Linked DNA regions of Homo sapiens: regions 1 and 2 are each linked to region 3. Evidence: chromatin contacts called from ENCODE Hi-C or POLR2A ChIA-PET data. All regions are on one chromosome and are shown on one strand. The core of a region is the stretch at or near the end of the contact, and the rest is flanking DNA. Distances in the headings are between cores, read along the strand shown.

Evidence for each region. Hi-C counts contacts between places; a loop is a spot of excess contacts on that map. ChIA-PET counts read pairs that join two places held with the same protein, here RNA polymerase II (POLR2A). Pooled maps may share reads with other maps.
Region 1: a map of sigmoid colon shows a loop between it and region 3 (2.5-fold over the local background). The contact joins the enhancer-like site here to the promoter of MIR122HG in region 3. A Hi-C loop is called at or near these places in 11 of 168 maps with a recorded cell type or tissue (Caco-2, HepG2, MCF 10A and 8 more), 1 of 37 single-sample maps with no recorded cell type and 14 of 50 pooled maps. POLR2A ChIA-PET finds 5 or more read pairs at or near these places in 3 of 52 experiments (HEK293T, HepG2 and RWPE1).
Region 2: a map of sigmoid colon shows a loop between it and region 3 (2.4-fold over the local background). The contact joins the enhancer-like site here to the promoter of MIR122HG in region 3. A Hi-C loop is called at or near these places in 7 of 168 maps with a recorded cell type or tissue (HepG2, K562, PC-3 and 4 more), 1 of 37 single-sample maps with no recorded cell type and 7 of 50 pooled maps. POLR2A ChIA-PET finds 5 or more read pairs at or near these places in 1 of 52 experiments (H1).

What each region holds. Positions count from the first base shown.
Region 1 is chr18:58,389,206-58,393,337 of GRCh38, forward strand. NEDD4L (NEDD4 like E3 ubiquitin protein ligase) reads left to right here. Exons shown (of 31, transcript NM_001144967.3): 29 at 1,441-1,537; 30 at 2,282-2,354. Among named protein-coding and RNA genes, the nearest start is that of MIR122HG, 55 kb to the right of the region's middle. RefSeq lists an enhancer at 2,954-3,453. Within about 2 kb of position 1,411, at least 3 of the 41 ENCODE cell types and tissues checked have a DNase peak (open chromatin) inside an H3K27ac peak, as active enhancers do.
Region 2 is chr18:58,491,456-58,495,782 of GRCh38, forward strand. All of the region lies in intron 12 of ALPK2 (alpha kinase 2), which reads right to left. Among named protein-coding and RNA genes, the nearest start is that of MIR3591, 42 kb to the left of the region's middle. RefSeq lists enhancers at 1,736-2,237, 2,238-2,737 and a silencer at 2,514-2,563. Within about 2 kb of position 2,263, at least 11 of the 41 ENCODE cell types and tissues checked have a DNase peak (open chromatin) inside an H3K27ac peak, as active enhancers do.
Region 3 is chr18:58,444,683-58,448,672 of GRCh38, forward strand. It overlaps MIR122HG (MIR122 host gene), which reads left to right and starts at 1,581. Exons shown (of 3, transcript NR_170245.1): 1 at 1,581-1,655.

The sequences.
Region 1 (4,132 bases), core at 161-2,660, 56 kb before region 3:
CCAGCCCCAGCCGGTGTCCTCCACCTGAGGCAGGATTGAGGGCTGTGTGGCGCCCTCCATTGTGGTCTGACTTCAGGACTGATGCTGGCTTTGGGGTCTGTTAGAGCTTGGACTGCTGGGGGAGGGAAGAGGCAAACTGAGCCAGCAGCCCCGTGGTGGCTCCTCTGTAACTGTAGCAGACAGCTAGACTTGAATGAAGTTGGTCCCTACAAAAGCACACTGGCCTTCCTTGACCACCTCGTGAAAGTGACTTTTATTTGAGGGACTGGTCCTCCAATGCGTAAATAGAAATGGGGGGCTTCTCAGGGCAGAAACAGGCTTCAGGGATGGCTTTGCAAGATGCCACTTTCTGTTAAGAAGTCGTTTTCTCAATTTTTAAAATATATTCCAACAAATATTTTGATCTGTGTATCTTTCAACCAAAGATAACACAACATTTGATTTATTATCTTAGGGCCACTGTTTGTATCCTGTTCAGCTTAGGAGGGAAGTAAAATAGGAATGGGTTAGTCCAAAGGAGATATAGTAAACAAACTTAAAAAAAAAAAAACAGTTATCCCCCAAAAAGGCTGATTATTTACTTCACCCCAAAAAGGAATCATTTAACTTTTTCAAATTTATTTTTATTTATTTATTTATTTATTTTAAAGATGGGGTCTCACTGTGTTGCCCAGGCTGGATTCAAATTCTTGGGCTTAAGCAATCCTCCTACCTCGGCCCCTCAAAGTGCTGGGATTACAGGCATGAGCCACCATGCCCGGCCTTTTTCACATTTCTAAATGCCTTTTATTACTATTTCAAATGCCAGCAGGAATACAGAGATAAAAAAGCAAAATCTTCAAAGCCTAGTCCAGGTCTCACTTGGCTTGTTTTAGATGTTTGCCTACAGCAGTCCAAGTGGCATTACCAGTAAAGCCACCTGGATTCCCATAATAATGCAGATATGTAAGATACACAGATTATTTTAGAACCCCATCTTTGCCTTTGTTGTTTTGTTTTTGTTTTGTTTTGTTTTGTTTCATTTTATAAAATGATGTCTTCTAGGGAACGTGTCTACAATCTGAAATCCCATCTCATAACCTGGCTTCCCCTTGTGATGACAAATCTTAAATACTGTATATTTATAATTGGCTTAGGGGGAACTGGTAAGCCTCGAACACAGAAACATGAGCTTGGTGCCATCAGAGAGTTTGCTTTTTATATCATTTATTTTGGCCTATTGGCAGAAGAAGAAAGAGACGGACATTGTGATCACTCAGTCTCTTAGATTAGAGAGGCCAGCTAGTATTGTGGCCATAAAAAACCTACTCAGTTTTCAGAGTCAACTGTCTAGGTCTTACATTGCAATATAAATAAGATTAAGTTCTGCCTGCCTGCATGACAGCAGCATGTGCCATGGGTCACGTGGGGGGTATAATGACCTTCTGCCTCTGTTCATAGGCTGTGCTACTCATGGACGCCGAAAAGCGTATCCGGTTACTGCAGTTTGTCACAGGGACATCGCGAGTACCTATGAATGGATTTGCCGAACTTTATGGTGAGCAGGATACCATTGGATTCAGTTGTCCTCCTGGGAATTTCCAGCCAGGCATGAACTCTGGCCCAAGAACCCTGCCGCCAGGCCTCTGCAGAAGGCTAAGTTTCAGGACAGTGTGCCATGCATAGGTTCCATGAAAGTTCAATGAAAGTACTGTTATCTATACTTTATATAGATAACATGGTGCTTCTACTTCGAGGGATTGGGGGGCAGTTTGTGAAGAGGTCCATAAGGCTGCTCTTTTTTTTTTTTCCTAGTTTAGTTTTTTAGTAAATCGTTAAAAACTAGGTTTTGTAGGGTCATTTATATGGTCGTAAACTGAGGTATAAAGTCACCTCCAGTAGGCAGAATTTTTCAGTGTTTACCATAGATTTAAAAATCACTCTGTACTTTGCATACTGAAAGTCACATTTCATTCACCCTCCCACCCACAAAACTAGTTTGAAGTTTAAATTTCCAGGGCCCAGCTGAGAGGCTGTAGCTGCCTGCCTTTCCACGTAACTGTTGTGTTTGTTAATCTTGGTGCAGTTCCATTCTGGAGACTAAGCAGAGTCTTTCTGTGAGGTTGTGCAGACCTCTGGCTTCCCTCAACATTAAATATCAATGTTGCAGCAGAAGAGAGTGTCTTGGGCCTCACCCCTGGGGGCAAACCCTGCCCTGACAGTAGCTGGACTGCAGACCACACCATAGCTTCATTCTTCTGCCCCAAGCAATCTTAACATTTCTTTTTCTTTTCTTGTCTAGGTTCCAATGGTCCTCAGCTGTTTACAATAGAGCAATGGGGCAGTCCTGAGAAACTGCCCAGAGCTCACACATGGTGAGTGACAAAAACACATGCATGTCAATGCAATATCTGAACTGCTTAGCTGGGTATGGTGCTGGGCTCAAGGCTATTGAATGCTCTGTTTCCTGTCTGTAAGTAGCTTAGAGAATTAAAGGACAGTGATGTGGATGAAAATAGAAATTGTACAGTAGTGCTAATAAGACATAATGCACTCAGTATGTTTGGCACATAAAGGGCTCAGGCCTCCCTGCTGTGGGGAATTTCTCCTCTGAGCCCAGTCCTTCCCTCATTATTCTAGGTAGTGGAGCTTTCACTGTTCAGCATACATAGATAAGGCAGCTCTCAACCTGTATAATAAACACGTTGGGTTTTTACTCCAACCTTAAATTGGTTGAGAAGTTAGGACAAAATACCCTGTAGAAACATCCTTTTTCAAAGGCCTTCTATGCCCATGAATAACCTGTAATTCCCTGGAATTGAGCAGTAACATGACTGTGGTCGGAGGAGGGTAAGAGGGCTGACACGTGGCCAGGGATGCCCAAGCGTGGAGCGTGGCTGCCCTCAGAAGGCCCTCTCAGGAGGCACAGTGACGCAGAAGGGTCCCAGTTGTTTTCTGAACAGTTGCATGAAACCCAGCACAAATGCAGACTGGATGGGATCAGTTTCTTGAAGCCGGGTTCAGGGAGCTCTTGCTAACTCAAACTCCCATGTCCCTCGTGTTGGTTTTTCTGCAAAGGCCTTTATTTCTTGCTCCTGAGGAAGCAGCAGAAGTGGGCCTTCTGGAAAACGGTGAGCAGCGTAGCCCTGTGTTTCTCATGCAGCGGGGGCTGCAAAGCCTGCTCTGGCCATAGTGAGCTAACATAAGCAACCAAACACTCCCTGCAGGAAACGCCCTCCCTTACACTAGAAGTGCTGGCCAGGAGAGAATTCTCATGAACATGTGTTTGCGAAAAATTGGCTGTGAAAGGTTTTTCACTTCTGTCGGATTCCCTTGCCTCACCAGAAAGGTGTTTTTTTTTTCTATTCGTACCATTCACGTGACTCTCCAGATGGAAACAATGTGGTCATTGCCTGTCAGAGCCTTGAAAGCAAGCTGACTCCAGCCTAAAATTCATGAATATTCAGAGCAGTCATTGTCCGTGGTTCTCTGGCTTTATTCTAAGGGAAGAATGTTTGAGTAGTTCAGAGCTTTTATCCAAATGGTGTCCAAGTCATATGTGGTTTTCTGGGTTCTACTGGCCTCCATATGAAGGCACCAGCGTTGAGCCAAGCCCCAGGACTGTGGGTGGTGATGCGAAACTCAAGCTCATAATACTAACCAGGATGAAGATTAGGAAAAGCGAAATTATTGGGCACAGTCATCATCTGTGGTCAGGCACTGCTTAATCTTTATGGCAGCCTTATGAGATATGTTATTCCCTTGGGCTGTCAGAAGGCTGGCCCAGGGCTCACCAGAGTCACAGATTCCCAGATCACAGGATTTGAACTCAGAGCTACCAGAATTAGAGCCTGCACCCTTTACCACTACACCAGATACACTGCCTCTGTTGATATACCCACTTTCTTTTTAGACTTTTCCAAGGAAACCAAATTAGTGAACCAATTTCATGTTCATTCAGCCCATGTTTCTCTGTGACTTCAGGGACACATATCTTACTATTGAACTGTCTTTTTTATTTCGGAGCCCACATGATTCTGCCACAAGTAGAACTTCCCAGATAAGACCTCTGAACTCAGTGGTTCTCAACCTCAGCTGCATGTTGGAACCATCTAGAGAGCCTTAAAGAAATCACTGATGCCTGGAATTTGGA
Region 2 (4,327 bases), core at 1,013-3,512, 47 kb after region 3:
CTAAGCCTGGTGCTTGAGATGTTTTTCAGACCCTGCCCTCGATGGATCAACTGGCGCCTCCCAGATCAATAAACTGGCTCATTTAGTCTTGTGGCCCCCACCCAGGAACTGACTCAGCACAAGAGGACAGCTTTGACTCCCTACGATTTCGTCTCCCACCTGACCAATCAGCACTACCCCCACTTCCCGACCCCCAATCCCCAAATTTTCAGGGAGACTGATTTGAGTAGTAATAAAACTTCAGTCTTCCATACAGCTGGCCCTATGTGAATTAAACTCTTTCTCTGTTGCAGTTCCCATCTTGATAAATCGGCCATGTCCTGTCTAGGCATACAGGCAAGGAGAACTTGTGGGGCGGTTACAGGAGCCTCTGCAGGGCCACAGGGCAGGTAATTGAGGTGAGGGAGAAGCGCGTCAGCATTCCCACTAGGTACAGGCTTTTTGAGAATTCACCATTCAGAGGAGCAGCTGGGCTGACGCCCTGGGTGGCAGTGAGGGTGGATAGAGGCAAAGCCACATTTCCAGTGTGCTCCAAGTTGCACAGCGAGGGCTGCAGGGCCTTCCGTATTGACAAACTCTGAATCCTCACGAGGGGTGCTCACCACTCTGGAACATCACTCCGCCGTTAGTCCCTCATTGTTTTCCCACAGGCTCCTTCCCCTCTGCCTTCAAACAGGCAAGGTCTCTTTAGACACACACACACACACAACACACAGAGGCAGACACAAAAAGACACAGACACAGATATACACACAGACACACATGCACACACATACACAGGGACACAGACACAGAAACAAAGACAAAGACACGCACACAGACATATATACGCGCACACACACACGCACACATTCCCCACACCTCCTTTTCTGGCTACCTTCTAGACTTTTCCTTGTCTTTAGTCGACAAACTTGTTTAGTTGCTGGCATCTTGGCAGCACATTCCCTCTCTGATCTGTCATGAGGCTCCCACCTGGTGACACTACATTGGCTTAGACCTTCCTGAAGGCAGTGATAACCTTTTTCTTGTCTATTCTGGTCTTCACCCCATGCTGTCCACTCAGGCTCTGTCACCCCAACCCTCTCAGCCATCCCTGTACCTGCCTCGTGCTTCTGTCTCCTACTGGCCACCAGTCTGTCCTGCAGGGGTGATCTCGAATCTACCAGACTTCTCTAGACGTTCTCTCTGTTCAGATTCATCTCTGAAGCTGGATGACAAGCGATGCAGCACCTGTCCCTGAGTCCTCAGGTCCTGGGGAATGGACTGGGCAGAGGGACAACTAGGGAATAGGGTCAGGAGTGGGAGGAACCCATGGATCCCAATTCCAGACATTTCAACAGAACTGTCCTTTGTAAGACTTCTGGGTAGAGGCCAGGATACTGCTGTGCTAGTCCCTCCATGGAGGGGGCATGTCCTGGCTGGCTCTGTTGGGCCTGGGAGACTCCCCCATACACTGAGAGCACTGCTATAGTAGGGTCTGCCTTGCCAAAAACTGCGAAAATCACCACTGTTCCCTTCAGACTTCCCTCCAGCCTCCAAACTTCCTTAATGGCAAAGACTGGCCACATAAATCAGCCAGCGGGCCAGCCAGCCCTACTACAGAATGGGCTGACCGGATGAAGATGGGATGCAGGTGGCCTTCCAGGACAGATGACCCTGTGGCAGGCGGGGACAGGAGCTATCTGGGGCATAAAATTGCCTTTCTCAAGCTGACAGGCCTGTGAGATTGGTCCGCTGATGCCTGGCATTGGGGACTCAGCTGAAATGTTTGGTGTTCTATAGTGACATGGCCCTGCTATGAGACACTTTAAAGGCATCAGGAATTCTGTTCCAATGTCCCTTTGTTTCCTCTCCTGGCAGACTCATGCATTGCTTTAAATAGTCTGCCTGGAGTCACCACTCATGCACATAAGCCTATTCTCGGGGCGTGTTTCTTCGGATTAGATTGTTTCTTCCCACCTCCAAGTTTGTTTTGGCGCTTCCTCTCCAGGTACGGTGGTGGCTCGGCCTTGTGACTGGGCAAAGCATCCCAGGTGGCTGCCGTCCCCTCCATCTGCTTGTGGGCATTGAAGGCAGAGCCTTTCTTTTGGAACTCAGCTTGGCCGAGTGTGGGAGTCTATTTTGATCTTTTCTCCTGTTCATGGCCAGGACCAGAGCTAGGCACGCAGACCCCAATGGAGCCTGCTTTCTCAAGGCAACTGTCCTCCTGCTACATGAATGAATCATCCAGGCTTCTGTCCAGGGTCTCGGGAATTTGGCTTCCATGTCAGGGACGCTTGACACAAGCCACACATCCTTAAGCCTCGTCGTTCCTTCCTCCGAGGGTAGAAAGATGCAAGGCTGGCTGGCAGCCACTGCGAGGGGTGTCCTTTACGGCTGTCCATATTAATCTTATTTTGGTCTAATGCTTACTGCCAGGGAAGAAATCTGCTAATGGTACTTTTCTTTGTTTTATTTCAATCTGGCAACAGGAAATTGGCTTTTTAGGGGAGACTACAAAGGGCAAAGTATTGGTTCTGGTGCCCTCTGGTGGTTGAACTGCAATCTCGTCGCCTCCCCGGGAACTCCCCGACTGGCTGGAGAGAAGCATGAGTTTGCAGTTCGGCTCCACTGCACGCATGGCTTTAGATCGGTCTGGAGTTGGTTAGGTTACGTTTCCAAATCTCCAGTTATAAAATTAGGCCTTTTTTCCTTGTGTAATTTCCAATTAGAAATTTGTTCAACGGGTTAGTATCTTGGGTCTATCTAGAAAATGGATTACTGGATGTCAAAACAATCTTACTTGCCATACTTTGTAACCTGAAATTTTTGTACTCAACATTTGCCAAAAGATTGAGGTGGCTGAGGCACAGGGGATGTGTTTCCAGACATAATTATATCTCTGGCTCCCAAGAGAAATATGACATACTCCTGTTAAAAGGAACATACAATGAAGTAAAGTTGAATTAAAATGAGTAAGTCATGACAATTCTCTATTTTATTTTATGAGATTAGAGTAATTACTCCTGAAATAGGATCATAGCCTTTGACTTCATTGAACAAGACAGCAAAACAGGTTGCATGACTGGGGTGTCAGCAGCCAAATATATGGTCCTGATTGAGACATATGGGAATTTTTTTTTTTAAATGACACACGGAGCACTGCTTCTTATGGTGGTGCTGTTCCCCCAGCTGAACCCTGCCAGGTACCAGCCCCCCCATAGAACTTGCGACTCTCCCTTTGCATCATGAATGAACTAAGCTCACTCACAGTTGCTTGCTAAGAATCAAGAGAACTTGCTCGATCAACCCTTATTCCTCCATCTTCTCTCCTGCTGTCTGCAGTCTGCGATGCTCGCCTTCCTTTCTTCCCCAGCTCATTTGCCTCCCACCTGGACTTTCCTGTCTGCAGAGTGCCCTTGAACTTGAGCCCTTTCCAAGTCTGTCCTCATGAGTTATCTCCCTTTTGCAGCTTTGACATTCACTGGAGAACTTTTTCAATTGTGCCTCGCCTCCCAGCATTGAGGATCTGCCGTTCACTTTGGGGTGCTGACTTCAAGCAGGAAAGACTTCTTGACTCCTGCCAGCAAGCAGGCTGCCCCATGCCCCATGCCCCATGCCCCATGCCTCCTCACCTGTGAAGTGAGGAGGTCGGGCTTGATCACTGGTTTCCACTCCAGAGGGGTTCCCAGGAGCCTCTAAAGAGGTCTCTCAACCACCTCTTATGCTCTGTTTGGAGAAGTTTTACCTTTTCATCAGTTTTTCAAACTGTGATTGTAAGATATATTTCTTTTGGGAAAAAGACTGTGGCTTAAAAAGGTAACGTTTAAAGAAAAGTTTTTAAAAAACAAAAGACAAGAAGATCTAATATCCCTGCCAAAGCTCTCAAACACTTCAGAATCTCCTCCTCTCCCAGCTCCTGCTCCCTGGCCTCTCCTTGGGTGGGAAGGCAATGAGTAAGTAATACTTTATAGACAGCATTCTGCACTGGGCTCCAGCCGTCAGTGCTTCTAATGGGTCTTGGGCAGCTGTCCCGGGCCAGATAAGTCACATTAAAGCTGAGAACAAAACCAAAGGATTGGATTTCTTTTTAAATCAGGAGGGGAAAAAATGTACCACTTGAAGCTCCCAGTCGGTCTGGGTTCCTGGAAGCTGTTGACTTGAATTTAAAAGATGTCTTCAATAATCATGACCATCTTCATTTTTGAAACTTCTTGGGCAGGTTTCTTCTTTGTTTTGGTAGAGAGTTGTTCTAAATAACAGCACGAAATTTGCCTACTCTGGTGTCAGGCTAAGACATGAGGAGCGAAGGGAAACTAATATTTATCTAGCTCACTTCCAGTTTCAG
Region 3 (3,990 bases), core at 331-2,830:
CTTGCATTTGTGTTTACTAGAGAGAGCAACGAGGAGTTTCCTTTTAAAGAATAAGAAGGCAAAATAGCAATGTGGTGTGAAATCTCATCTCTACAAAAAAGTACAAAAATTAGTCAGGTGTGGGCACCTGTATCCCAGCTACTGGGGAGACTGAGGCAGGGGGATCCCTTGAGCCCAGAAGGTCGAGGCTGCAGTGAGCTGTGATCATGTCACTGCACTCCTGCCTGGGTAACAGATTGAGACCCTGCCTCAAAAAAAAAAAAAAAAAAAAAAAAAAAGAAAAGAAAGGAAAGGAAGGAATGAAGGAATGAGAGAGAGAGAGAGAGACAGATTGAGAAAGTTGAAAGAAAGACGAAAGAAAGAAAGAAAGAAAGAAAGAAAGAAAGACGAAAGAAAGAAAGAAAGAAAGAAAGAAAGAAAGAAAGAAAGAAAGAAAGAAAGAAAAGAAAAGAAAAGAAAGGAGGGAGGGAGGGAAGGAAGGAAGGAAGGAATGGAAGGAAGCAAGGAAAAGAAAGAAAGAAAAACAAAATAACAAAATGACCTGAGAAGGAAAAGAAATAATCAGAGACATTAAAAATAATCGCCGGCGGATGGGTCTGGTGGCTCATGCCTGTAATCCCAGCACTTTGGGAGGCCAAGGCGGGAGGATCACCTGAGGTCAGGAGTTTGGGACCAGCCTAGTCAACATGGTGAAACCCCGTCTCTACTAAAAATACAAAAATTAGCCGGGCGTGGTGGCGGGCACCTGTAGTCCCAGCTACCCAGGAGGCTGAGGCAGGAGAATCGCTTGAATCCGGGAGGCGGAGGTTGCAGTGAGCCAAGATCACGCCACTGCACTCCAGCCCGGGCAACTGAGCGAGACTCCATTTCAAAAAAATAAGTAAATAAAAAATAAAAAGCAATAATAATAGCCGACAACAGAATACAGCTAGGCCGAGCAGCAGCCTCCTCTGCTGTCCGTGCGGCTCGCCTGTTGCCTGCTTCACTGCCTGACTGTGGGCTCTGTTTGTCTTGGTCCCCGTGGCATTACCAGAGCTTAGCAGATAAGGAGGAGCTTCATACATAATTGTTGGCGTGAACAAAGGAATGCATGGTTAACTACGTCAGAAATGACCAGTTCAAGAGGAGAATGAGATTGGCTTCCAAATGTTGGTCAAGAGCTCTACGTAGCATGAGCCAAGGATCTATTGAACTTAGTAGGCTCCTGTGACCGGTGACTCTTCTGTCTCTAGAAATCTGGGGAGGTGACCAGGTCATACATGGCAGTCTTCCCGTGAGGAACGTTAAACTGGTTGGAAGTTGGGGTTCTGAGGGGAAGATGTATTCACTAGGTGACCTGTCTTCTCTGCCTCGGTGGCCTCCATGGCTGCCTGCTGGCCGCACACCCCCACTCAGCAGAGGAATGGACTTTCCAATCTTGCTGAGTGTGTTTGACCAAAGGTGGTGCTGACTTAGTGGCCTAAGGTCGTGCCCTCCCTCCCCCACTGAATCGATAAATAATGCGACTTATCAGAAAGAGAAAGAATTGTTTACTTTTAAACCCTGGATCCCATAAAGGGAGAGGGGAGAGGCCTAAAGCCACAGAAGCTGTGGAAGGCGCCATCCTGCCTGCCACAGGAAGGGCCTTGGACTGAGAGGACCGGAGCTGACTGGGGGTAAGTGCGGCTCTCCCCCGGCGCCTGCCGACCCCCCTGAGTGATCAGGCCGTTCTTTGGGGTGGCCGCTGACCGAGAAATGACGGGAGGCTGCTGACTCCGGTGTTGAAAAAGATGCCACCCAGCGCCTGAGCAACAGGAGGTGTTGAACACACCATAACTTTGTCTTCCATGATTATTCTGTTTCCTCAGAAAGCTTGAGGAAAACTGGAGACTTTCTTTAGAGAGAGTAACAGATGGTTTCCGTTTAAAGAAAAATAACAAAATGGCTTAAGGAGGAAAAGAAATGATCACCCTGCAGAGGGAGAGAGGATGAGGCTGGGGAGGAGCTGAGGGCTCAGGGACGGTGTGGGGTTTTATTTCTGCCCTTGGAGTGGCTGGACATTAAGCCAGTTCTTGTTTTTACGATGGCCTGATTCAGCAATAACACCAAACCTTCAAACAAAATGCCGGCATTAGAGTCGTTCCTTTGGCATGCCTCTGTCCAGGTCATATTGTTCCCTCAATAGCACTAAAAATAGCTGGACACCTGTGCAGAAATGAGACAGTTCCTTAGGAATCCCCAAGCCTCAGCAATTCTCTTTAAAAAGAGTCCGTGGAGGCCCCAACTTGGCTAAAAATGTACCCAGTGATTCCTTCTTCACCACTGATTGGTGAGAAACACAGGCATGAATAGGTGCATGAATAGGGAACTTTCCAGATTTCCCTTCTAGATGGATTTCAATGAGGAAAGAAATGCTGCTTTGCTCCCTGTTGACAAGAACATTCTATTTTAAAATTTCCATGCACTTTCAAAATGACAAGACTCAGAAGCATAATACCAACTTCCTTTGTCATGTAGACTAACAGCCTAAAATAATCAAATGGATGCATTTAACACATCTATTTTAAATGGCAGTAAACGTGGATTCAGAGTAAAAAGCATCTCCACTTATCTTTCACTTTTTAAGAAATTTTTTTTTGGTACTGATGGGTTAGGTTTGCAGCAAGGTGACACTTCACAGTCCCCAAAGCACCCAAACCCCCTATGGGGTTGGCCCTAGAATGCTCTCAGCCCCTGGGAACAACATCTTAAAGCAAAGACAAGCTGCTCGTGCCCAGATCTGACCTGAGAAAGTGAGTGTTGCGATATTCCTGGTACTTGTGAATCTAAGACGTCACGCTGGGAGCTGTGGTGCATACAGAATGCGTACAGAGTGGTGAATTTGCTGGAGGGTCTGGCTTTGTAAAAGCTTCCTCCTTAATGAGCTTTTTTTCTCACTTATGAAAAGAAATGCAGGGCATTAAAAGAGGAGCAAACCAAATCTAGCCTGTTTTTCATACTCACGGATCCAGTGGGAAAGCTGCATTCTGAATTGGCCACAGCAGCTAGAGATGCCTGGAGATTTCATCACTGTTGGGAAGACGAGTGCAGGAAGATGACAGCACACAGAAATTTCGTGTGTGTGTTTTCTTTAGAAATGGGATCTCAAACAACTGGGCTCAAGGGATCCTCCTGCCTAAGACTCCTGAGTAGCTGAGACTCCAGGAGAAATTTAGTATTAATAGACTGCCATTCAGGAATGGCTAGCACTCTACCTTTCTCAGGGAGATCTCAGGAAGTAAGGCATAAAGAGAGATGGTGGGAGATTTATGTGGATGGGATCGGGGCCCAGGGAAGCTAAACAGAATCCCTCAAGGCCTTTTCCACACTGTAGAAAATTGTGCTGGCATTTGGACAAGTCACCCTGCTTAATATCAAACATCTTTGCCTTAAGCATTATTTTTTCAAAGGAAATAACGTGTTAATACTTCCCAACCAGTGTATAATGTTTCTATTTGTTATTAGCTCGTACTATTTAAGTTCAGTTGTTAAGTTTGAAAATACTAGAACATTAAAAATCTGCAGAATGAGAAATTATTTTGTGAATGTTTAAAATATTCAAAAGTGGATCCTGACACTAACCACTTTTAATTTATTTTACTAGCGATATATTATTGGATGACTTTTTTTTTTTAAAAAAAGAAAACCTTCTGCTTGTTTGTTTAAACTGCTTTGTAAATTGACAGTTTAACCACCTCTGCAGAAACAAAGTAGTAATAAAAGATGTTGGCCATTTTAGCAATGTTTAAAAATTGCTCACAAGACAGAAAATGATTGGCACTCAATATGTGTTTAGTGATTGATGCAATAATACCATAAAATTATTGTACTGCATAATAAAGTATTTCACTAATAATTTGCTAAAAAATTAGCCTGAGGCCTGCCACTCAGCACAGCACTAACTTTTCATGCTTGTGACAAGTTGTATATGAGCAGGATGGGTTCCAACCTTCCCAATTTCAGAAGAGTATT